Linked DNA regions of Mus musculus: region 1 is linked to region 2. Evidence: chromatin loops called from intact Hi-C (ENCODE). Cell type or tissue: heart. All regions are shown on one strand. Links, peaks and the distances in the headings refer to the core of each region. The heading gives the core; the rest is flanking DNA. Region 1 has its middle 31 kb from the start of Gm40689. Region 2 overlaps Bicc1 (BicC family RNA binding protein 1).

Evidence for each region. A loop is a pair of places that touch in the nucleus more often than their neighbours do. Peaks named below come from ENCODE experiments on the same cell type or tissue, not always from the same donor. Only the 100,000 strongest peaks of a DNase experiment are listed, where the experiment ranks them.
Region 1: it touches region 2 in a loop (2.4-fold over the local background); 10 of 42 quality-filtered maps call a loop at or near these places.

The regions. Positions count from the first base shown.
Region 1 is chr10:70,793,303-70,805,847 of GRCm38, reverse strand. No RefSeq gene overlaps it. Among named protein-coding and RNA genes, the nearest start is that of Gm40689, 31 kb to the left of the region's middle. In heart, for the core only: no CTCF peak of the experiment used is centred there; DNase peaks (open chromatin) are centred at 4,867, 5,757 and 6,437.
Region 2 is chr10:70,957,527-70,970,071 of GRCm38, reverse strand. Bicc1 (BicC family RNA binding protein 1) reads left to right here. Exons shown (of 21, transcript NM_031397.3): 4 at 8,858-8,937; 5 at 11,140-11,298; 6 at 12,358-12,411. Among named protein-coding and RNA genes, the nearest start is that of Gm24486, 82 kb to the right of the region's middle. In heart, for the core only: a CTCF peak has its summit at 6,272 (motif pointing right); DNase peaks (open chromatin) are centred at 2,891, 5,191 and 6,081.

The sequences.
Region 1 (12,545 bases), core at 2,635-10,634, 160 kb after region 2:
AGCATGTAGCTGTGTGGGGAAAATTTTTTTTTCTAAATGCAAAATAGCACACTCAACTATAATGGAAGACCCAAAGCCCCAAGACTCTACTGTTGTGCCAGGAAAATATTAGTGATCCCCCCAAAAAACCAGACAGGAGTCAATCTGATGCAACTCACAGCAGGGTCTTTAGTCTATTTGAGCTAGCTTGGGCCCCTCCAATGCACCACTGGCACACAGGACAGTTTTGGTGGTGGGGGAGCCCTGAATGTCTAGTGGGGCAAGATTTTATAGTAAGCTGCAAGCAGGGAATCTGTGTGCAAGCATCTAATTGGAAAGATACTGTGGCCTTTAACATAATTGGCTGGTGCTGGGAGTCCTATCATAAACTTAACTTCTGTTTCCTTCTGCATTGGTGGTCGTTAGGCAGGGGGTGGGCTTGTAACCTGGGGTGCAGGTTTGTTGGGGGAAATAATCTGGAGACACTGGTCTTGTTGAGGGTATAACCTGGAGATGCTGGTCTTATTAGGGATTAGCCTAGAGACTGGAGCTAGGCTCCGGTTTTGTTGGACAGCAGCTTGGAAGCTAATGCTAGGTACCAGTCTGTTAGTTTGCCTGAGTGCAAATGTAGGTCAGGTTCTCTAAAATGGAGTCTGAACTTAAAAGATTTGGCCTCTCACTACAATCTTAAAATTTCTCACAACTAGCTCTTAAAATGCCCCAGTCCCTGAACAACTTTACTATGGCCCCCTAACCATGAGCTCTGTGCTGACCCAATCCATTCCTACTTGTCTAATGATCTCACTTTTCTCTTCTTGCCACCGTGCCTTTACACATCCTACTTCCTGTGACTCCGACCCTGACTTTCTCTGTGGTACCAACTCCCATGCAGGATGCACATCAAACCACTCCCAAAACACGCTACACACAGAACCCCTCTAGTCGCTTCACACCGTGTACCAATTCAAGGAGAATCCCTGGAAGCAGAATCCAGACACGATGAGTTTTTAATCCTTCCCTATGTGACTCTAAATGTACAGCGAGTTCCAGAGTCAGTGTCTTCAGAGGGTGTTTTGCAACAGTTGATGTGCACAGGTGCTTTTTTCAGCAGCTTCTGCATTCCAAACGGACTCCAGGAATGCTACACAGGTGATGCTACCACTCAGCTGACCTTGCTCCCAATGGCAAACCAGGAGGCTTCAGCTCCTCTCAGACCTTGGTTCTTTCAGTGGGGTCTCCAAGCTAGTGCCATTGGTTATTGTATTAGTTAAGGTTTTACTGATGTGAACAGACACCATGACCAAGGCAAGTCTTCTAAAGAACATTTAATTGGGGCTGGCTTACAGGTTCAGAGGTTCAGTCCATTATCATCAAGACAGGAAGCATGGCAGCATCCAAGCAGACATGGTGCTGGAGGAGCTGAGAGTGCTACATCTTCATCTGAAGGCTGCTAGTAGAAGACTGACTTCCAGGCAGCTAGGATGAGGGTCTTAAAGCCCACACCCATGGTGACACGCCTACTCCAACAACAAGGCCACACCTTCTAATAGTGCCATTCCCTGGGCCAAGCATATACAACCATCACAGTTATTACTTGGGAACTTGTTGGGAATGCATAGTCTCAGGCTACACCTATTGAGTCTGATACCTTGGATTTACAGGGTTTAAGATGTCTTCTAGCTGCTCCCGTATGTACTCCCATCTGAGAACTTCTACCCTAGCCAGCATCCCTGCCAAACACACTGACTGTTTAACTCAGGATCTTCAAGATGGAGGGTCCTTCCAGTGATTAAGATGGAAATGAGTTAATTTGCTCCCAAACCCTGGGGTATAGGTCACACATATGAATCACACACAGAGCAAGAAAGGTAGAGCCACCAGCCAGTGTCTTTACTGGGTCTTAGGCGTTATCCAAGCAGATGGGGAGTTCTAGTCAATGGGTTTAAAGCAAGTGGGGTAAGACTTCTAGTGTTATGTTTTGACTAAGTGGGGATCATTGCAGCCACCAGATCACATCTGAGTGTGCAGTGTCCAAGGATCAGTCAAGTAGGCTGCTTGTAGGTAGCTGTTCTATTGGAAGGGGGCAGCCGCACAAGGCAAGAATCTGCATCAACTACACTGTTGAGTGGGAAGAGATGCGGACTGGGAAACTGTGTTTACTGTGAGCATGCTTGCTTCCAGAATTTGAGAGTCCAGCAGAGACAACACCTGATTCTAGTTCACTGTGTTCTGAGACCTACGGTACATTCATTTCTTAAACTAACCCCTGTTCTGCAGGACTTCTGGTGTTTCCCCTGCAGAAGAGCATCTGTCTGCTATGGGCTTACATACCCCACCCTGGAAGAAGCGGTTGTGATGGCTGGGCCTCGGGCATCTCCACCACCTAGCACAGCAGCTGACACCTGCAAACACTTAGGAACTCTGTAAACGTTTGTTGAACATATTGAGGGGTGGCAAAGGGCTTGACTCTCCCTTTTGGATCAGTCTGGATCATTTCTTCCCTGACTAGCAGAAAGAGATGGAGAAGAACGATAGAACAAGGTAACTGAATCTGTCCTTGGGAGTGCCCGTACTGCTTGTTTGTAATACAGTAAGATAAAGGGAGGTCTATTTCTGCCATCCTGAGCACCCAGCTAGAAGCAGATTCCAGGGACTCACCCAGCAGACTCACTAGCTAGTGCATGCAAAATCTGATTTTTCCCCTCCCAACAACTTAATTCCCAGCAATAACAACTCTGAGACTGATTAATAAATTAGCAAATGCTTAAGCCATAAGCTTCAGCATATTCTCTCACTTGCTCTTAACTTATTATCCCTTCTATTCTAACCTGGGTCCAGCTATGTGGCTGGCTTCCTCTCCTCATCTTCTTACACTGGTTCCTCAGTGTTCCAGGGTGAAATTCCTATATTACCTACTATTTCCCAGAATCCTCTCTGTCTCTGACAGATGTCCAACCCCCTATTTCCTGCCTCAGCTCATTGGCCATCGGCTTCTTTATTGACAGGTGATGCTTATGAGAGAATCTCTCTATAGCTGATCTGGAAGAAGATGTAAAGTTGCTTCTATTTCACCAAGGAAGACACAATGGGCAACAGCAGCTCTCCACTCTGAGTCACAGAACCCCACATGGGGATTCTTCATCTCAGTTAAATACTGATGCCATTGAGGACATCCCCAACAAGGGATGCTCAGCTCGGGAGCCTCAGCTGCTTTTCCTGTTGCTGTGACAAGAACAACTTAAGGGGGAAGAAGTCTGATTCATGGCTCTAGAGTGTGATCCATTATCATGAGTCTAGGTAAGCAGCCTTTGAGGCAGGGGTGCATTCATATTGCATTCCTAGTGGTGAAACATGTTTGTGAGGATGAATGTTTACATTCAACCGATTTTCTCTTTTTATCCAGGTTAGAGCCCTAATCTATGGAACGGTGCTACCCAGTGAATGCCGGGTGAGTTTTCCCTACTTCAACAAGCCTAATCTAGGTGGACCAGATGATCCAGCAGGGGCCTGACCAGAGGCATGTCTCCTAGGTGATTCTAGATCCTGTAGGTTGACAGTATAACCCATAACACCAACCTTAGACCCAAGAGAAGAGGCTGAAGGTGGACAGGGTGAGTCCAGATGATGCAGCAGTGTCTCAGGGATGGTAAGGGCAGCTTGCCGAATCACTGGCATCTTGTTAAGACAAGGTGTAGGCTTAGAAAACCCACGGTAGATGGCTTGAAAATGAGTGAACCAGCTCTCTAGAGATCTGTGTAGAATCAACACAGCAACAAGAAAACCAAAACACATACTATGAGAAGGAAAAAAAAAGATTCAGAAGTGAAGAATAATAGCTATCATATAGGTGTCAGCTCTAATTAAGCATCCTCTATATACTGCCTACTTACAGGTAGAAGCTTAAAAATCAACCAGGAGGGTGAGCTGGACTGTTGCAGGCTGCAGAGTTGAGAGAGACAGCCACTTGGAGACCAGGAAGGAAATGAAGGGCTAAAGGCAAGTCTATCATATTTTGTTTCACCTTTCCAGGCTGAGATGACATTACTCTTCTGGCTGCATGGATGGACCACCTATATTCTTTCATGCCTTCCTATTTTAAAGTGTGTTCTCAAACAGAAATAATGGCATTTAATTAAAAAAAAAAAACAGGTCAGGCAGTGGTGGTGCACACCTTTAATCTCAGCACTTGGAAGGCAGAGGCAGGTGGATTTCTGAGTTGGAGCCCAGCCTGGTCTACACAGAGAAACCCTGTCTCAAACAAAACAAAACAAAACAAAACAAAACAAAACAAAACAAAACAAAACAAAACAAAACAAACAAAGAAACCCAAAGACCTATACTTTGGTTTCTCTAAATGAGAATTATGAGGCCCTAAGACATAGGTGACACAGTGGGGGCTGGGCAGGGGCTGGCCCCGTTAAACTCAGCTGGGTCGCAGATCTCTTTTCCATCTCTGGGCTTCTTCAGCTTAATCTCCCCCTGCCTGAGATTCAAAGCCCTTCTACCCTGGAGCTCCGGTTCAGAGGATGTAGGCAGCAGCTCTCTACCTTGGCTCTACCAGGGTGTCAGTGCAGGCAACAACAAATCGTCAGCACATTTCTGACTTAGGCTCCTGTGCATGCAGTGTGACCGCTACAGGACTGTGCACTTGGGGCCAGAGAGGAAACACTCAGGTGGGCGTGCCAGCACAGGAAGGCGATTTGTCGGCTCGTCTCTACGCTGAAAAGCCCAGTCTGAAGGAAGCCACTGGGACACAACTCAGGACGAGTGTGCTTCGGTGCTGAGCCAGCAGCTGGGTTAGTGACTGGATTGAGAATGGCACTGGAGTGATGGAGATACTAAAGAGGTCTTCCCTTTTGACTCCACCTCTCCCAGGACTCTGCAGGCTCCAGATGGCTGGGTGCCAAAGCGATCACTCTCCCTGGGTCCTAGCTAAGATGTTTGGGAACCAGCTGCAAGCCACATAGATCATTTTCTTTGAATAGAGAGCAATTGCACAGCGCCTGGAGTTGCTATCTTCTCCTCCCATGTCAGCCAGGCTGGCTTGTCTGTCACAGAGCTGTTTGAGCTCAGAGTTCTCTCTTCACCAGCAGCCCTGATATAAGGAGGGAGGAGCAGAGAAGCCATGTTTGTGGAGCAGAAGTGTAGCCCCCAATTAGGCCAGGCAATCAGAAGCCTTAATGGAGAAGCACCTGTCAAAACACAGTAGGGTGTCTGCTAACCTCTGACGCTGCTGCTGCTGCTGCTGCGCTGCTTGCGCACTGTGAGCAGAAACCATAAGGTGATAGAGAGACAGGTATGGATGAGTCTGTTTCTTATGCTTCCTTGCCTCTGAAGAGTTTGACAACACTGTCAAGCCTTCTCTGGAAAGGGAGCTCTGGAGGATATAGCTGCATTCCTTCTTGAGGAAATATCCAGAGCTACTTAGTCAAAAAATGATGACGATGATGATGATGATGACAACGACGAGGACTACAATGACAACGATGGTGATGATAATGATAATAATCATGTCAAAAATTGGGCTGTGTATTTAATGCAGGAATTCAAAGCACAGAGGTTTCACAGAGGAGAAGGGGGTAAAACACACACACACATACACACGCACACACACACACACACACACACACAAACCCATTACTCAGGGAGGAGCCGAAGGCAGCAAATGACAGCTTCCCCAACCCAGTCTTCCAATGGACAAGAGGGAGGAGGAGAAATCTGTTCCTCTGAGCCTTCTCCCAGCTGCAGAAACTGCAATCTCATCTCTTTTGTGCTGGACTGCAGTCAGAAGAAGAAAAACCCTTAGTGCTTGCCTGCAGGGATCTAGAGAGCCAAGGACTGTCTTGTGGGAACATTTCACACAGCTTCATTTTGTTGCCTTTAGCAGAATGGTAGTGTCTGGCAAGAATTCCCACCAAAGCCCTTAAGGGTGGCGTGGCCGGGAGCCATGCTTCGCTGATGAGTGATATCTGTCTTAGCTGTGGAAGGGAAAGACAAGCCTCTGTACACCCAGAGTTTCATTTCTCTTTGTCTTTCCTATTTAGTTACATGGTTGCCCTTTCCACCCGCAGGAACACCCCCATTGGAATCTGAGCCTGTTAACCTGTGCTTCTTGGAAGGTTTTAGATTAAAGGTGTGGCAAAGCAGCAATTATACATTTTCTAGATCCTGTGGAACTGGATGAGTTTACCGTTCAAGTGGCAAGGAAATCCCCCACACTCTGTCCCCGACCTGCCTCAGTTACCAGAATGCCTCCAAAACTCCAGCCAGAAAGAACAGACTCCTTTATTTTTAGGTTCAGCCTCCCCAAGTTAAGCAATCAAAAACTTGCAATCCTATGGCCCAAATAAAGATCTCAGTGACTAAGTCTTGCCTTGAGAGCCTGACGCAAACATCTCTGAGTAGGCACCCAGCTTCCCAGTGGGTCCCCCAGCAGTGGCGCCAGATGCGCAGGGATGAGTAAGGGAGAGTGTCTGGAAGCAGAGCCCAGCTACCAAAGTCTTAGTGCCCGTGGGAGGAAAGGCGAGCCCAGAAACGATGACTCAGGCTTGGAATCCAGATAAAGAACTGAGTGCAAGAACGGGAGAGGCGGTGTAGAAGAGGAGAAGGCACAGAGGCGAGGAAGGACTGAAACCTTGGGAGATTGAAATACCCTTTGTCTTTAGAGGCCACAGTGGATTGGATAACATCACCCCAGACACGCCCACGGTCTCATCTCTGGTCCCCATACCTGACAAAAGTGACTTTGAAACGTGATAAATAGACGTCAGATGGTGAAAATGTACTGTATTAGCTGACTGAGCTCAGAGTCATCACAAGAGAAGCGGAACGGTCACAGTGAAGGTAGTGTGATTTTGAATGCAGAGATCCCAGAGCTACAAAGTAACACTTGTAGACAGCACCTAGAAGCTGGGGAAATATGAACAACTTATCCCCTAAAGCCGTCCCCCACCCGGGGACCCGTTTGAGACGTCTGACCTCCAGAATGGTACGAGAATAAACTCCTGAAGCTGTATGTCATGAAGTCTGTGGAAGCTGAGGAACACTTGTCCCTTGGCTTACCTCAGAAGTACAGGCTGTCCACATAGTTTGGTTCCCATGAATACCTGGTCTTAGAAATGGGTAGTCACATGGTACTTAGAATGTGCCTTAGTTACCCATTTCCATGACCTCAGCAGGCTTTTCCTCAGAGCAAATTTTATTCAGATTAAAGGAATCCCAGGTACAAGGAAGTCACTGCAAATCTCTATACACGAGACTACAAGCTCAGCACCCAAGAACTCCTGCTGTCCTGGGCTCAAAGTATCTTTAAGATGGAGACTTCCTGAATGTTATTCGACGCGTTCTCACGACCGGCCAGGAAGAACACAACAACCAGAATCTTCTACGGCAAAGCTTTATTGCTTACATCTTATGGGGCCAGAGTGTAAGAAGCAAGAGAGAGCGAAGCAAGAGAGAGAGAAAACGAAACCCCCTTCCCTCTTTAAAGAGAACAACAATTGCCTAGGACGCATCACTCCCTGATTGGCTGCAGCCCATGGCCGAGCTGACGTTCACGGGAAAAACAGAGTACAAGTAGTCGTAAATACCCTTGGCTCATGCGCAGATTATTTGTTTACCAACTTAGAACACAGGATGTCAGCGCCATCTTGTGACGGCGAATGTGGGGGCGGCTTCCCACAGTTCCCCCTTTTCTATTAATAAGAGCAAATAGGCCACCCATATTAATGAGAGTGGAGATAGAGGTCAAATCCCCAGTGTGTAGGTAAAGGAGCCATGTACAGGATTAGCTCTTAGGCTCACAGGCTTTTACCCAGAGCAACCCTGACCTGCTCCCGTGTCGTTTTGCCTGGGGGAAGGGAACTAGGACACTGAACCTTCTTGAAAGATGACATGTCTCCCTAGAATAGGCTCATATGTGCCGCAGAGCCCTTCTACTGCAGTGCTTAGCCTTGCAACTCTCTCGGGCTGCTGAAGCACACTCACTCTATCTCGTGCAATGAGTCTAGCCTCGTGAGATATAAGAGCTGAGTGGCCAGCGACCTATTGCCTAAGCATAGATAACCATATATCAGGGGAAGCTCCATGTTCTAGTCCTGCAAGCGCCTGGGCAATAACCACCTTGTCTCTCCTAGTTTGGGCCTTAAGCTTACAGACCAATCAAAGAAGCAACACTAATCCACAGCAAAGTGTATCTCCAAATAATATTAATCCCACCCAATTTTTTAAAGAAAGAAAATGCTGAGGAGATCCAATTGGGTAATCCTTTGGTCAGAGACAGGTCCAAGCGCGTGGAGTTGACCTGAAGTCTCAATTCTCGAAGGATCTGTTCAAATTCAGCCATCCAATTCTGTAACATATACTGAAAAAGACTTTTTGACAAATTAGCTGTCCTAGTAAATTTAACATACTGAATGGAAATAACACACAATCCCGGAAACTTTTGTTCACATCCCTGCTGAGTTATTTGTCATAATACATCCAGTTGTTTCTGGACAAGATCTATGAGTTGATTAACCAGCATGAGACCTCTCTGTATCTTGACATTAGCTGAGGCCTGTTCATCTATGACTGTAGTCACTGAGGCTGACAAAGTGTTAATGGTGTCAGTCATCTGGACCTGTCCAGACAGAACCAAGGCTGTCTGAATTAAGGCCAAACCCAGTTCCCAGTTAGTGGTAAAAAAGCAAGAGAATACTTGAGCATTATACATCACCGTCATTGGGAGTGGAAATGTCGACATTATCCCCCAACGCTGCTCTCTCTTTATTATTGACGCCCTGGACATCACCAAGACGAGGGACATTAGTATTCCCTTGGTCAGTCTGGATTTTTCGGGTGAGTCTTTCTGGTACCCAAAATGGGTTGTCTTCATTCTGTGGGAAAACACAGATAGCTCCCCTGGATCTTATCAAGATAGGATCCGGGCCATACCATTTATTATCAAGAACATTTTTCCATTTAACCATCTCATTGGGCCTATCTGGCTCTGAACAATGACGTTCAGCCGCAGTATGGCCATGAGCATCAATATTTAAAAAATTGAGTGTAAAGAGTGCCAAAGACACCGACACTCTTGGTGCTCGGGGTACAGTCTCCTCAAAAGTTCCCCTCTTCTGTTTTATAAGATAGGCTTTGAGGGTGCGATGCGCACGCTCAACAATACCCTGTCCTTGAGGGTTGTATGGAAGTCCAGTCAGGTGGGTTACGTCCATCTGACGGCAGAACTGCTGAAATTTTTGGGACGTATAAGCTGGTCCATTATCAGTCTTAAGGAGTCTGGGTTTCCCCCAAGCACTCCATGCCTCAAGACAATGTTGAATCACATGTGAGGCTTTTTCTCCGGTTAACGGAGAGGCAAACATGATGCCAGAACATGTGTCAATGGACACATGGAGATATTGAAGTTTTCCAAAGGAAGAAACATGTGTAACATCCATTTGCCAGACCTGTAGAGGTCGAATACCGCGTGGGTTAATTCCCACATGAGGAACTGGCAAGAACTCACAGCAGCTTTGACATTGAGTAACAATGTCACGGGCTTCTTTTCTTGTCAAGGAGAAACGACTGCGTAATGTTTCAGCCGTCACATGAAAATTATTATGAAAATTTCTTGCAGCCTCTACCGGGGATGATAGGGCAGCAGCCACCACTTTAGTGGCCTTATCTGCCAAATCATTTCCCAGAGCCATGGGGCCAGGTAGGCCTGAATGGGCTCTAACATGAGTAATATAAACAGGAGATCTTCTAGATAACAAAACTAATTGTATCTGCTGAAAAATATTGGCAACTCTACTGGAAGGCTTAATCACTCCAGCCACTTCTAAAAGATTTACTGCATTTACCACATAACAGGAATCTGACACAATATTAAGGGGTTCTAAAAAGGTTTTTAAAACTTCTAAGACCACTAAACATTCTACCACTTGAGGTGAATTTTCATTATATTGTTTGGATACCACTTTACCATTAGCCACATAGGCACCTATGCCAGTTTTTGATCCATCAGTATATACCACAATCCCATTTTTAAGTGGGTTTCTTACTGTTATTTGTGGAAACACAACAGATTGATTTTGGGCAAACTGTAAGATTGGATGTTTTGGATAATGGTTATCTATTTTTCCTGAAAAGGAGGTAACTAAAACTGCCCAATCATTAGATGCGGCTGCCAAGGTTTGAACCTGTGCAGCGGTATAAGGTACAATTAAAAGATATGGACTTTGCCCAAAGTGAGTGATTGCTGCTTTTAGGCCTTTAAGGGCAAGCTGTGCAATTGCATCAGGATACCAATCTATTATTTTAGCTGGGGATACGTTTGGATGGATCCACAACAATGGCCCATTCTGCCACAAAACTGCAGTTGGCAATTGTGCTGTCTTAAAGACACACAAACTGAAAGGCTGCGAATCCTCAATACGTTGTAATTGTGCATTCTGTAAGGCCTTTTCCACTTTTTGTAAGGCCTGGTTAGCAGCTAGAGTAAGAGTCCTAGGGGAGGAGATATGAGGATCTCCTTCTAAAATACTAAACAAAGGCCTTAACTCAGCGGAAGGAATCTTTAAAAAAGGTCTGAGCCAATTAATATCTCCCAACAGCTTTTGAAAATCATTTAAGGTATGGAGGTGATCTCTTCTTATCTCTACCTTTTGGGGCACAATCTTATCTGGGGACACCACAGAGCCCAAGAATTGTCCTGTATCAGAAATTTGGACCTTTTCTGTGGCTATCTGTAGACCCCACTGACTTAAAGTTTTAAGTAGAAAAGGATATGCCTTTTGTAGCATGGTAAGGTCTTTATGGCACAGGAGGATGTCATCCATGTAAAGGAGCAAAATTAAAGAGGGGAATTGTTCCCTCACTGGCAAAAGAGCTTCTTGTACATAAAGTTGACACATAGTAGGACTATTGGACATTCCCTGTGGTAAGACCTTCCATTGATACCTCTTATCAGGTTCCATGTGATTAATAGAGGGGATGGTAAAGGCAAATCTGGGCCTATCCCTTGGACACAAAGGTATAGAAAAGAAACAATCTTTAATATCTATAATAATTAAATTCCAGCCACGTGGTAAGGCGGAAAGTACAGGGAGACCCCTCTGTACTGGGCCAAATAAGTTCATTTGCTCATTAATGGCTCTGAGGTCATGGAGCAGTCTCCACTTTCCTGACTTTTTCTTAATTACAAAAATTGGAGTATTCCAAGGTGAGGTAGAGGGTTCAATATGGCCTAGTTTTAATTGTTCCTCTACCAGTTGAATCACAGCTTCTAGTTTTTCAGAGGATAGGTGCCATTGAGGAACCCACACTGGGTCCCCTGTTTTCCATGGTATGGGTCGTGCTGCCCCAATGGCCGCTAAGGAAAACCCAGACCCTGTCTGTCTTGGTTTCCATTAGGTGAGATGGGCTCTATCCTTCCCTGTTCTTGATGTCCTAACCCTTTTCCTTCTTTATAACCCATCTTCGCCATGATATTTTTTGCTTTAGCTGAATACCCTCCTGATGGGGCGTTTTCATTGGACAAAATAAGGCCCAAATGCTGCATAATATCCCTTCCCCAGAGGTTAACCGGGAGTGGGAGCACATAAGGTATGAATTTCCCTTGCTGCCCTTCAGAGGATTCCCACGTCAAGGCAACGGAGCTTATAGTGGGACATGATTGATATCCTAGGCCCTGTAATGAATGAGATGACTCTGTGGTGGGCCATGCTTTGGGCCACCAATGTGTAGAAATTATACTTTTATCTGCTCCGGTATCAAGGATGCCTTCAAACTCTTTTCCATTAATCTTAAGGCGGAGCTTAGGTCTATCATTTAAAGATACAACCAAATAGGCAGAATCATTTCCTGAGGAGCCCATTTTCTTTATCTCAGGTCCTGCAGATTTCTCCCTGGTATTATCAGGGAGGAGCAGCAGCTGAGCTATCCTATCTCCTTTACTAATAGAAAAAACGCCTTTAGGGCTTGAGCACAGGACCTGTATTTCAGGGGAATGTTGACAATCCATAACTCCAGGGTGGACTACTAAGCCCTGCAAGGTGAGTGAACCTCGGCCGAGAATAAGGCCCATGGTTCCCGGGGGCAAGGATGGTATAGGCTCCACCGGCACCGGCTGAATACTCATTTGAGGCATTAATAGGAAGTCGGAGGCGGCACGCAGGTCCACCCTTGTGGGTCTTCCTGGGTCGTCTCTCTGACTGCTTCCTGGGTCCTGACAAACCGGTTCCCATATCTTTGAGGGCCCTGGGACCGAGGGCCCGATGACCCGTTTTTTGGCACATCAGTTGATTGACTATCAGGTGGGGGAAGAATTCTGCCCTTTATATCCCTCACAGAGCGACACTGGTCAGCTCTATGATAACCCTTGCCACACTTAGAGCAAAGAGTGAGAGTCCCTCCCTGTTTATCTGGAGCTCTGCAATCTTTCTTAAAATGCCCAGGCTTTCCGCAATTAAAACATGTCCTCTGATTATTTCTGCTCATGGAGCGGTTCTGAGATTGAAGGATGGCAGCCGCTAAACCTGCATTGCTGAGAGGTCCCCCAAGCTCTCGACAGACCCTGAGCC
Region 2 (12,545 bases), core at 2,716-10,715:
GGGGACCTGTTCTGAGCTGTCCTTCATGATAACAAAGGGAACTGTCTCACTAGACAGCACAGAAGTGATGTACCTTCAAGGTCAAGGCCAGTACCTGGCTGCTTGTCTCCTGGCGTCCTTGATTGTGACCTAAATTCTTCTTTCCTCAGGTTTCTTCTTCCAGTCTCTCTCTCTCTCTCTCTCTCTCTCTCTCTCTCTCTCTCTCGTGTGTGTGTGTGTGTGGTGTCACATGTGTATTCACAGGACTTGCTGTGTCCCCTTTATTCTGTACCGACAGCCAGCAGTTGTGTGTCAGATGTTTTGTGAACGGCCCCAGATGTTGTTAAAAAGACACACTCCTCCTTGGCTGTGGATGACAGTGCTTTGCTGTGCTCAGACCACAGGCAGGACCCCTGGGGCCTATCATGCACATGTTGACCTGTATTCCTTGGAGAGAGTGAGCATTGGTCATTTCTGGCTCTTAGATCTGTCCTCATAACCTGCTGTAATCTCAGTTTCCTGGGGAGGCTCTTTCCTGGCTTATGCATGTGCTCCCCCCCCCATCCATTAGGGGGACCTCTGAGGTCAGACCAGGATTGCATTGCAGGTGGCCAGTATTTGGTCTGGTTGTCTCCCTTCGCCATACCCCTCCTGGGTCCCAGGTCATTGCAACACATTTTAAAAGATCACGTTGCATGTCTTGGGCACTGTCCCCTCCTCATTAAAGCGGCCTGTCTAACATCCCCTGTGCAGTGACCTCATTGTGACCCCTGTGCAGACTCCCCTGTTTCCAGATTTCTTCCTGGCACTTGGCTTCCTCAACTCCCTCTTCCCAGAATCCTCTTCCTTATCTCTGGAATATAGAGGGCTGATGCCAAAAAGCCGAGTCTAGTTACATTTCTAACTTCCTTCTCCTCTGGCTCTGCAGCTCTACACTTGTTAAACACCTGTCTCCCACCTGCAGGGCACCTCTGCGGTTTATGACAGAGGTTAGTTTGTGTCGCCTTGAATAGAACGGTACAATAAAGCCCCTTCCCTCTGATTCTGTTCTCACGCTCCATGAGGACATCTGGTACTGATTATTCCTGCTGGTGCGCCCTGATTCTGCTTCGTATTTGGTGTGCGTTCTGTTGTTCTTTTCTGAGATTATTTCTAGGTTTCCCCCCAAGTCTCTATAACTCTGCATCGCATCAAACAGCTTTGGGAAGTCCCTCCAGACTCCAGGCGGAGAAGATGCATATAAGCCCTCCTTCCTCTGCTCCCTTTCCCCTGAAGGCTGGAGGCCGGTGGAGAGCATGATGATGGACTGGTATCTTTATATTTCCAAATCTTAGTCACCATGTTGAGAAATTAGTGTTTCACCCACAAAAGGCCTGACCCCCTCTCGAACTACCTTTGTGTCTCCCAAGGCTCATTGCTCCTTCTATCCAACTGAAGAAGGACCTCTGGGCGCCATCTTGGTTGGATGTACCTCTCACCCTTTCCTTTTTTTAAAAGCTAAAGCCTTCTCAAAGCTCCAGTGACAGGGATAGCTGTTTCTAAGCAGAGCTGAGCAATTGAGTTAAAACGTCCCAAGGCCATTTCCTGATGCTTTCTCTTTTGACTTCCTGGTGTCACCTGGGTGTCACAAATGGTTCTTTCTCAGAGTTTGAGCATCATCCTTCCAAAGACTACCTTGATAGGACCTTGATGTTGGGCTCTGTTGGGTTCAGACAGATGGGTACCCACCCAGTGTGGGATCATTATTCCCATGCAAACTAGGGTTTTGAATTTAAATATATCTGATTCTAGACAGCCTTTGCTCTCCTGTTGGCTATTGAGGTGGTAACCTTTCTTTTCTGTTTTAAACCAAGGCAGGCACGGAGGACCACGCCTTACCCTGAACATCATGTTAAGAGGTCACTTATCCTGACTCAGTTTATTGGGGTACCTGTTGGGAAAGAACCTTCCTTCACGGGCTCTAGGCTCTGTACTACTCTGTTCCTATTCTATTCTAAAAATCATCTGTAGTCAGGGCTCATCAGTCAGCTCAGGTTTTCTATCTTTTTGACAAAAGTGAGATGTTGCTACCTCAGCCTATGTAAAGCTTTTATTTTAAAAAAGCAAATGTCCTGCCTGGTTGTTTGTCAGCTTGATACAAGCTGGAGCGATCTGAGAGGAGAGGAACCTCAATTTGAGAAAAGGCCTCTATAAGATCAGCCTATAGGCTAACCTATAGTACATTTTCTTGAAAATGATTGACATGGGAGGAGCCAGCACACTGTGGGCGGTGTCACCCTGGGCTGGGAGGAGCCAGCTCATTGTGGGCGGTACCACCTCTGGGCTGGGAGAATCCGATCAGTGTGGGCAGTGCCACCCCCTAGACTGGTGGTACTATAAGCTTTAAAAATGCAGGCGGAGCAAACCATGAGGAACAAGCCTGTAAGCAGCACCCCTCCCTGGCCTCTGCATCAGCTCCTGCCTCAGGTTCCTGCCCCAACTTCCCTCGGTGATGAACTTAAACCTATACGCTAGAATAAACATCTCCAGTTGCTGTTGGTCCGTGGCGATTTTATCACAGCAATAAAAACCCTAACTAAAGTTCAAGTCTATCTCTGAGGTGTCCAGAGAGAAACTTAATTGTTCCACAGTAAGTATGAGCAGCCGCTGGTCGCCCTCATGTTGAATTCACCTCTGCTGATCCCCAGAGTCATTTGCCAACCTAAAGGAAATGCAATCAAATCTAGACCCGGGGGACGGACGGGGTCGTGTCAGTGATATCTCAGCTGTGACTCTGTTCAAGGAAAGTTTGAAGCCAAATCCCGTCAGCATATGAGACGCAATGCGTTTGTTTTGTGTCTTACAAAGCACGTTATTAGGGAAATACCAGCCGGGCGAGCTCTGTTTTCCATCTACTTTGATACCGAATCACACATTAGTGAATAAGGCAGAAGAGGAGGCCAAGCTGTGGCCTGGGAAGCCAGCTGCTGATCCACACCAGCTGTTGATCCACGCCAAGATCTCTGGGCTGCTCTCCCGCCCTCTGCTGGGGCAGAGGGCGCCGTGCCAGCACATTAGCATTAGGGTTCTTGGAAATGCCTTAGAGGTTAGATAAACTACATACAACAAGACAGCGCAAAACTGCAAAATAAAGATATCGGGTTAGTTTAGGTTAGTTTAAGAACATTATATGGTTCAGAGGTGAAACGCCTGGGTGGCCCCTGCAAGGGACCCTAGGCTTCTGCACCTGTGTGTCAGAGACTCCAAACCATGCATAAGCCCAGCCCCAGGGGAGTGCAGTCCCTCCTCCACGCCAGGCACACACCACATACACATAATTAAAAATAATAAAAATAACTTTTAGTAGGGGTCTTAGAAATACAGTAAAGCAATGTAGATTTGTAAGGAAACTAAGCAGTCTGACCCGGATCACCAAAGCTCCTGACAGCAACTTAATGGAGAGAGACAGAGAGACAGAGAGAGAGAGAGACAGAGACAGAGAGACAGAGACAGAGTCAGAGAGAGCTATGACTATGTGTTCTGAGGTTTGGTTTGTTGTTATGTATTATAAGGCTAGATTCTATATCCCAAGGTTTAATTTCCTCAAGAAGAAGAGATCCTCACACATGGGGCTGGAGAGATGGCTCCGCAGCTAAGAGCACTGACTGCTCTTCCAGAGGTCCTGAGTTCAAATCCCACAACCACATGGTGGCTCACAACCATCTGTAATGGTATCTAATACCCTCTTCTGTTGTGTCTGAAGACAGTGACAGTGCATTCACATGTATATAATAAATAAATCTGAGAGAGAGAGAGAGATCTCCTCACACATATACCAGCTTTTGTTGTGTAAACCTTGCCCCCAAGTTATCTGTGATTGGTTAACAGAAGAGAGGTAGGCAGGCCTTCCTTTCTTGGGCTTGGGGTCTGTCTTAGGGTTTTGCTGCTGTGAACAGACACCATGACCAAGGCAACTCTTATAAGGACAATGTTTTATTGGGGCTGGCTTACAGGTTCAGAGGTTCAGTCCATTATCATCATGGCAGGAGCATGGCAGCATCCAGGGAGGCATGGCGTAGGAGGAGCTGAGTTCTACATCTTCATCTTAAGGCTAGAAGACTGACTTCCAGGCAGCTAGGATGAGGGTCTTAAAGTCCACTCCCACAGTGACACTCCTACTTCAACAAGGCCACACCCACTCCAACAGTGCTACAACTTCTAGTAGTGCCACTCTCTGGGCCAAGCATATACACACCATCAGAGGGTCTAAGGCAGAGACCAGGAGGGGGGAGGAGAAGGAAGAAGGTGCCATGGGGTTGGTGGATCATGAGAGTATGGCCATGAAGCCTGGCCAGTTGGAGTAGGAGCGATCCAGGCAGAACATACCTCAGGGTTATTGACAGGGAAGTAGACAAAATAGCAGAGAGGGCTGATATCTGCCCAGATCTAGTGCTATTAAAATTTATTGTAAAGGTTTTGTGTCTTTTATTTGGGAACTAAATGATCAAATGTAGGGTAGAAACCCTTAAATAATATTTACCTCAATGTGCGTGGGGGGGGGGGGGAGTAGCTGTTCATATCACTGTGGATCAGAAGCAGGTAGAGTTTACAGAAGGGAGTGAAGGGTAATATATTCTAGAGCTCTAAACCCTTGATCTTCTTGTTCCACTTGAAGTTTTCAGACTCCTAGACAGTTCCACCAGCTGTGTAGCAAGCATTAAAACAGCAGCAGCAGCAGCAGTAGCAACAACAACAACAAAAATCAGGAGTCAATAGGGACCTCGAATATTCAAGCATAGTGCCACATTTTCTGTATTTATTCTCCTCCTTTCTCTGTTCCCCCTTTCCTTCTCTCCCTCCCTCTCTCCCTTCCTCCCTCTCTCCTCTTCCTCTTTCCCTCCCTTCCCCTCTTCCCTTCCTTTCTCCCTCCCTCTCCCTCCTTCCTTCCCTCCTTCTCTCCTTCCTTCCCTTCCTCTCTCTTCCTTCTTTCCTCCCTCCCCCTCCCTCCCTCCCTCCCCCTCCTCCCCTCCCTCTTTCTTTCCTTCCTTCCCTCCCATTTTCTCTCTTCTCTCCCGCCCTACCTTCCTCTCCCCTTCTCTCTGCTTCTTCCTACCACTCTCACCTCTCCCTTCTTTTCCATTACTACTCCTCCCGCACTGTCCTCCAGAGTCTCTCTGTGACTTTCCCACAGAGCTTGTTAGTGGCTACCCTTAGCTCCGCCTCCCTTTTCCCTGTCCAATCACAGACCTCCTCTGCACTAATGTAATCGGACAGGGAAAATCCTGCAATGCCAGACCATCTTCCCAAAAGCTCGACAAAGCTGAAGGTTAGGTTCAGGAAGCGTCTCGACTCTAAAATGTTTACCAAAAACGTGTTTTTGGAACCATCAAGGGTGTCTATGAACTCACAGATGAAAGCCAGGAGAACACTCCTGTGAAAGGTATCGAGCTCCGCAGAGCAGGGCCCATTTTCCTTTGTTCCTTCTGTGGTGTGTACATACCAGCATAGCTGAACTTCTCAGTGAGAGTGGTTGCTATCCAGTCTCCTCTCTTCCATGGGAGGTGATACGCCTAAAAGACAGGAGCAGATGGGTGTGGTCTGAATCCGAAAACCAACACTCTCGCACGCCTCTGATACTAGGATCAGACTTGCTGAAAGTTAGAATTTTGTTGGAAATGCCCAGTGCTCATGGTTACCTCGGAAATGAAGGAACCTGAGCCTAGAGTCTCCTTCATATAGACATTTTCGACAATAGAGTGCTGCTAGTCTGCTCAGTACCACTGTGGGTGTGGGTGAATAGCTTGGTTTATAACATCCCTAGTCTGTACCCATAGTGCCATTGGACAGACTTGCAGCTCTCTGTCTTTTGATGCTTTCTGGCTGATGCCTAATTCATTTTGTGCTTATCAGTGGGGTCAATACTACAACTCACGGTCAAGTGTTTCTAGGGTGAATTGGAACACAACGTTTATCCCCTGTGATTTTACACAATCTTAAACTGAAATCTTCACCAGGCACTGGCTCTCAGGCATGGCAAGTAATGAATTGAGGTTCCGTTCAGACTAGAAGCAGGCAGCAGGCAGCATGCACATGTCTTCTACGTAAAGGCAAGAGCGGACCCAGAGAGTAGGGGGGAGATAGCGAGCATGTCCCTAGCCATCTCATCCCTTTGATCCAATGTGGTAGTATTTGTTTTTCTCGGTTTCTATTAAGCTTGGCAAATCAAAGAGCCACTTTCTAACAAGAGCTGAATCTGAGGGTTGGGGTTAGGGGTTGAAGACATTGCAGTCCCAGCTTCATTGAATAATTCACTTTCTGACCACTAGGTGGTGCTCATTCACTTCTAAATTTGCTGTTGAGGTGGTTTTGTTTTTTGTTCTTTTTTTTTTTTTTTTTTTTTCCTTTTGCTTATTGTTCTGTTGTTGGAAAGAAAAAGTTACGATAATTTGGTTATCTTTAAACTAAGCATGCCTGCACCTCTACAGGTGCAGGTGTATAAGAATTTTAGTGTTTATCCAGCCTGGGAAGTAATGGGTTTACAAGTTAACATACCTTGCACATGGTATGTGTGTGTGTGTGTGTGTGTGTGTGTGTAAATAATATTGATCTATATTCTTCAGAATCATTTGTCACTTCTGTCAAACCAGATAAAAACGGGTTCATAGACTGTGGTGGGTGGGCATCCGTGTGCCTTGCTTTTGGGTTCCCTAAACTTAGAGCCTATGAAAAACAGTTTTGGAAAGTTCCGAGCAATCTTAAAGTCATTGCAAATGTCAGAGACAGGGCTAAAAAGATAATGGGATAAGGAGAGCCTCAGTCAGGAGTAGCAGGGGGGACATGGCAGAGAAGGGCAGGGTGCCAGTAGAGGGGTGATTAAGTGGGGGTTCAGCCCATATTCCACATTCCAAAGCTGCAGGGTGTTGTCAGCTGTGGTGTCATGTACTGCTCAGAGGAGCTGAGTAGTCTCCTTTCCTTCCTTCCCTGGGCTCTCCCCTGGATTGACTGGTTGCACCTCAAAATATGTGATGTGTTCAGCATAGAATTGACCTTGACCTGTGGGGTATGCTGGCAGTGGAGACATCCCGACGTATGTAGTCCAGGTATAATCCCTACTCAGTGGCAACTGGGTAATTCCTGCTTTGGAAGAACAAAAGGCTCAATGGTTGTGGATGGTACCTGGATATTTACGGATCTCTATCCTGTACTGGACAGAAAGGACTCAGGGAATTCATAGACCATGGTCATGACCTATTGATGATCATATCCGTTTCTTGACTTTGTCACTAATACAAATGGGCAAAGGACTCTCCACTTACCCCAGGATGGTCTTCATCTGCACCAGGCTGGACAGTAAGGTGTCAGAACTCCCAGACTACTAAATTCTAGGAACCCAGTGAAAGAGAAATGGAAACACATCCTCGTGGTTCCATGTCCTTGATTTCTCCCGCTTGGGGTGTCCAGATGCCTGCCACTACACACCGGGCTGGAAGAATGAAGCAGAGTCCAGATCGCACAGGATCTCAGTCCACCTGAAGCGAGTGCCTTGGGGGTGGGGAGAGAGTGAGAAGGCCTTCTCTGATGATGATCGGCAATGAAACAGCTCTCTGAGACGATCTTATCTTGGGCATATACCTTTATTCAGGATGGGCTTATACACATAAACTTTTGGGGTGAACCAATCAATGGTTATCTAGTTGTGAGGGAGGGGGTGAGAATATCTGGGTGTTGGGGGGAGGTCATTGGCTGAAGGCTGCTGAGAGGCCTCATTAGCATGGGAGGCATCCCAGGAATCTCAGGTGCAGGATCACATGACCTTCCTCAGGTGGGATCCAGAGTCCTCAGAGGAGAAGATGCCCAGCTGACAAAGAGTCTGCCCTTTTGCCTTTTCAGGGCTGTCTGTTAACAACAGACTCAGACCTTAACAGCAGGGCAACACACCTTGACCTGAAGACTTGTGCAGGACCCTCCCTTTGCTGGAAGAGTTTGGCTGTGTCTGGCCCTCACTCCAATTCCTCTTAGTGAGCCTGATGGGCCTCTCCCCTAGCCGGCTCTCCAATCCTTATGTCTTGTATCCCACGCTCTGTCATACGATGATTAGTATAACATGTAAAAGTCTTTGTGAAATGTTGTTAGGCCTCCTTGTGCATCACTCAGGCCTGTGTGTGCGGGAATCGTCTTTACCAACACATTCCCCAGACCTTGGTGCAGTGAAGGCGATCAGTAATCCCTCTTGAGTGACTGGACACTTCCCTAGTTACAATCGTGGTCAATAAAGAAATCACGCTGTGTATTAGTCACTCAAAATGAACTCTGGGTAAATATGAAATATTCCCAAGTGGACTTTGTTGTTCTGTGAACATTGGCCCATGAGGATGTTTTCTGTAATACGTCATCACAGTTTAAATTGTGGACAGAGTTGGAAGACATTGCACTATAGGGCCAGGTCTGAGTCCTGTAAAATCTACTTTTCTAGGGCAAGTTACTATTGTTGCTTTCTGCATTGGTTTTCTCTGTTAAAAAAAAAAAAAGTTCACAAAGCAATAGCTTGGATTAAACAAATTACTCTATTATCTTTAGAATGCCGCCAAGAATATAACGAGAACTCAATTCACAAGTAGAATTCATAATTACCTTATTTTATTTCGCAGTGGTGTGATTTGCTTATTTTGCACAGGTTGGAGGTAAATTGCTCATCCAATTTTCAGAAGAGGGGAAAAAAACACTGATAAATGCGGATGTTGGTTACTTTCCTATGCTTGTGATTATAGTGATCGCATATACACAGTGCAGTAACTACAGGGTTTATTGTGGGATGTTTCATATTGCGGAATCGGTCTCAAAGCGGGCAGTTGAGGGAGGTGTGACGCCTCATGTAAGCCTTCCTTCTGCTTCTTTCCAGATCCCCACATCAAGGTTTCTGGGAAGAAAGAGGATGTGAAGGAAGCCAAAGAAATGATCATGTCTGTCTTAGACACAAAAGTAAGTGAACACTCCAAGCTGGTACCCAAGAATCATGTGGAGAAGGGAGGACCAGGGAAAAGAAATCGGCAAAGTTTGAAAGGTGCATGGGAGTCTGCTGGGGGAGGGGGATAGAGAAAGTGCTTAGTATGAATGGTTTCTATCATAGCAAGCAATTATGTATATGAACGCGTTTACACACGCAAGTGTGAGCATACACACACACACATAATATACCATCTTCAGAAAGATACATTGGCCCTTGTTAGTGCTACATAAGTAACAATGATGACAGACATGAGCACATTTGCTTTTCTGAGGTCATAGGAGCCCTGTGTGAGTATCTGTGTGTGCTCACCTGAGTGTGCTCACCTGAGTGTGCTCACCTGTGTATCTGCGGGTGCTCACCTGAGTGTGCTCACCTGAGTGTGCTCACCTGAGTGTGCTCACCTGTGTGTGCTCACCTGTGTATCTGTGTGTGCTCACCCGAGTGTGCTCACCTGTGTATCTGCATGTGCTCACCTGTGTGTGCTCACCTGTGTATCTGTGTGTGCTCACCCGAGTGTGCTCACCTGTGTATCTGCGTGTGCTCACCTGTGTGTGCTCACCTGTGTATCTGCGTGTGCTCACCTGTGTGTGCTCACCTGTGTATCTGCATGTGCTCACCTGAGTGTGCTCACCTGAGTGTGCTCACCTGAGTGTGCTCACCTGTGTGTGCTCACCTGTGTGTGCTCACCCGAGTGTGCTCACCTGTGTGTGCTCACCTGTGTGTGCTCACCTGAGTGTGCTCACCTGTGTGTGCTCACCTGTGTGTGCTCACCTGAGTGTGCTCACCTGTGTGTGCTCACCTGTGTGTGCTCACTTGTGTGTGCTCACGCTTGGCCTGGAATGAACGGGGTGCTTGATCCAGTACAAGTACATATACAAAAGAATAATGACAGAAGCTGAATGTGTGTAAGCCTACACTCATTTGTGATGCTGTTTCTTTAAGCACACCAGAAGTCCTGGCTATATGCCAGGTGCTTAATATTGTACAGATAATAATTTGATCTATCCTCAAAAGTAAATCATCACAGAGATGCTAGATAATTTGACCAACATCTCAAAGCTGGTAACTGGGGAGGTGGTTCAAATCCAGGCTGTGGCTCCCGCTTTTTATTTTTCCTTACTACTTAATATTTTATTGAAATATTTCTGATCTTGCCCTCTGGTCTTTTGTTTTTCTGGATTTATCTTTGTTCCTTTTTTCTTAATGTTTAAGAATTGTTTTCCTTGTAATTTTAAAGTAGTTTAGGATTTTTTTTTCCTCTCTAAAAGGGGAGATACTTTCTTGTATTTCAAGGATTAAAGTGAAAGAAGTTAAGCTTCAAAAATAAAAATATTTTGGGGCACAAGTCAAAAACTGATGATTTCAGAAGGCTTTTAAATGTCTGATATTTTTATATCTTGAGTCTTCCTGTTCAGGAATGCCATTAACAGCCTTGAACATCCCAAAAGTTTTACATCTGTCCTCGTAGCATTGGGTTAAACTCCTCAGAATTCAATGTTCAGATGCCAGTTTGACTGCCACCTTTTTATTCCCCACCACTTGGGATTTTACACTTTCTTTAAGGTAACTGAGCCTCTGATTGGGGTTTGTTTATCCGTGCCTTCGTCTGCCAGGGTGGAAGTTCTTACGAGTTCTCCACTTTTCTTTCCATCAGCTGGAATAACGGGTGGCTGTGTAAGATTGGGCAGGTAGCCACGTAAGCGCTCCTGTGTGTAGGACTTCAGACAGCATGTGTTGTCGGCATGTGTGATCTCAGTGGGGGCTTTCCTTATAGTCCTGATTCCTCCTCCTCATAGATCCTCTGCCCAACACGGCATCTTTAGTCATGTGATCACACTTTCATCTGTCTTCAGGTATTTGAACCATTTCATGAATAATGCCTTTAAAAGAAAAGAAAAACCAGGATAATTTATCTACCATTGCAACTGACCGTATTTAAGAAAGGCTCTTCTGTCACAGTATTGCAGTTAAAAATTTGTCACCACCCTCTGAAAAATTTATCATAAAATGAGATTCCGTCTTAATGAAGAAACGGATAGAAATTTGTTAGGCTGAGACAATCCTTTGGAGAAATCTGTAGTTTCCCATGGAGTGGTGTCCGCTTTGTTAATGCTGAAGCACCGTAAGTGTTCGGTGGTGGTAACACATCGGGACATAACCCTGCTTCCGTGCAGAGCAACCGCGTCACATTGAAGATGGATGTCTCGCACACGGAGCACTCCCACGTCATCGGCAAGGGTGGTAACAACATTAAAAAGGTCATGGAAGACACGGGCTGCCACATCCACTTCCCAGACTCCAACAGGAACAACCAGGCAGAGAAGAGTAACCAGGTGATTGGTCCTTTATACCCTTGAGTCTCAGTAGACAAATCCCTTCTGAGAGATGAGGGCAAAAAGCAACCAGAGGAATTATAGATGGCAGATGGTGTAGGTGGAGGAGGCTGGGGGTACTCTGTGGGACCAAGGATGAGCTGTAGACTCTGGTTCTCTGCTTGATCTCTAAATAGTAGAGATCCCAAGGACCATTATGAAGAACTGAGAGAGTCTACCAGGCTTGTCTTGCCCGCAGCTTTATCCGGTTGGTGGGTTCTAGCTACACAGTTGTAGAAGTGGCCCTTGAGGTCACCATCTCAGAGGATGCTTAGATACACTCCCGCTGCTTTGCGTTGGGCATCACTGGCCCCCACACAAGCACTTCCAGTCCTTGAAGAGTGCATACTACTGCTGTGTTATTTAGATATGTTCTGTCTTCTTAGCTGCTCCCATGATGGGGTTCTGTGAGTCCTGAGGGTAAATCAGGGAGTGTTTTTACACTGGCATGTATCTGTGGCCTAGGTTGAAAGCCTTGATTAAAGATACAGGTGTTATTCAGAATTCCCGGTGATCACTGTGACAAGATGGTTCTGTCACCCAGCATAAGACTAATGCTTTAGTTGGTGAGTCATGGTGATGTCCGGGGATCTATGGAGAAAACTGGAGAGGGGGGTACTAAGGCTGTGATTATCTGCCTGCTGGTGTGGAGGATGAAGGTTTATGGCTACAGAGTCTGATACAGTCTCATCACTGCTGATAATATGTATCTCACAGACTGACGCAAAGAGACTTTAAACAAAAGGGAGAAATGCTGTGGATAGACATATTGACAAAGGGGTCAGAATGACTTCCTGGGAGCTACTGGCTGTTGCTAAGTCCAAGGATGAGGTAGATCAATGGCCAGATATCACTGGAAGAGGGTCTCATTAAAATCAAATTCAGGTTCAATGGGTTTGGCTGAGGCTTATTGGTCAGGAGACCCCATGCTCAAGGGTTCAGCAGGAGGGGTGTGGCTCCCAGGAAGGCAGATAGGTGTATGAGTGATAGAGTAATAAGCCTTGCTTTCTTATTTTGCAGGTGTCTATAGCAGGACAGCCAGCAGGAGTAGAATCGGCCCGAGCAAGGATTCGGGTAACTGTGCTAATCTTTGGGAATCGTGTGTGCATGCTCACCATATTTACATAACAAGGGGGCAGAAATAGCATCGTTTGCCATTTGGTTACCAAGTCCATTTCAGGAAGCAGGAGACAGTGGAGCAGAGTGCC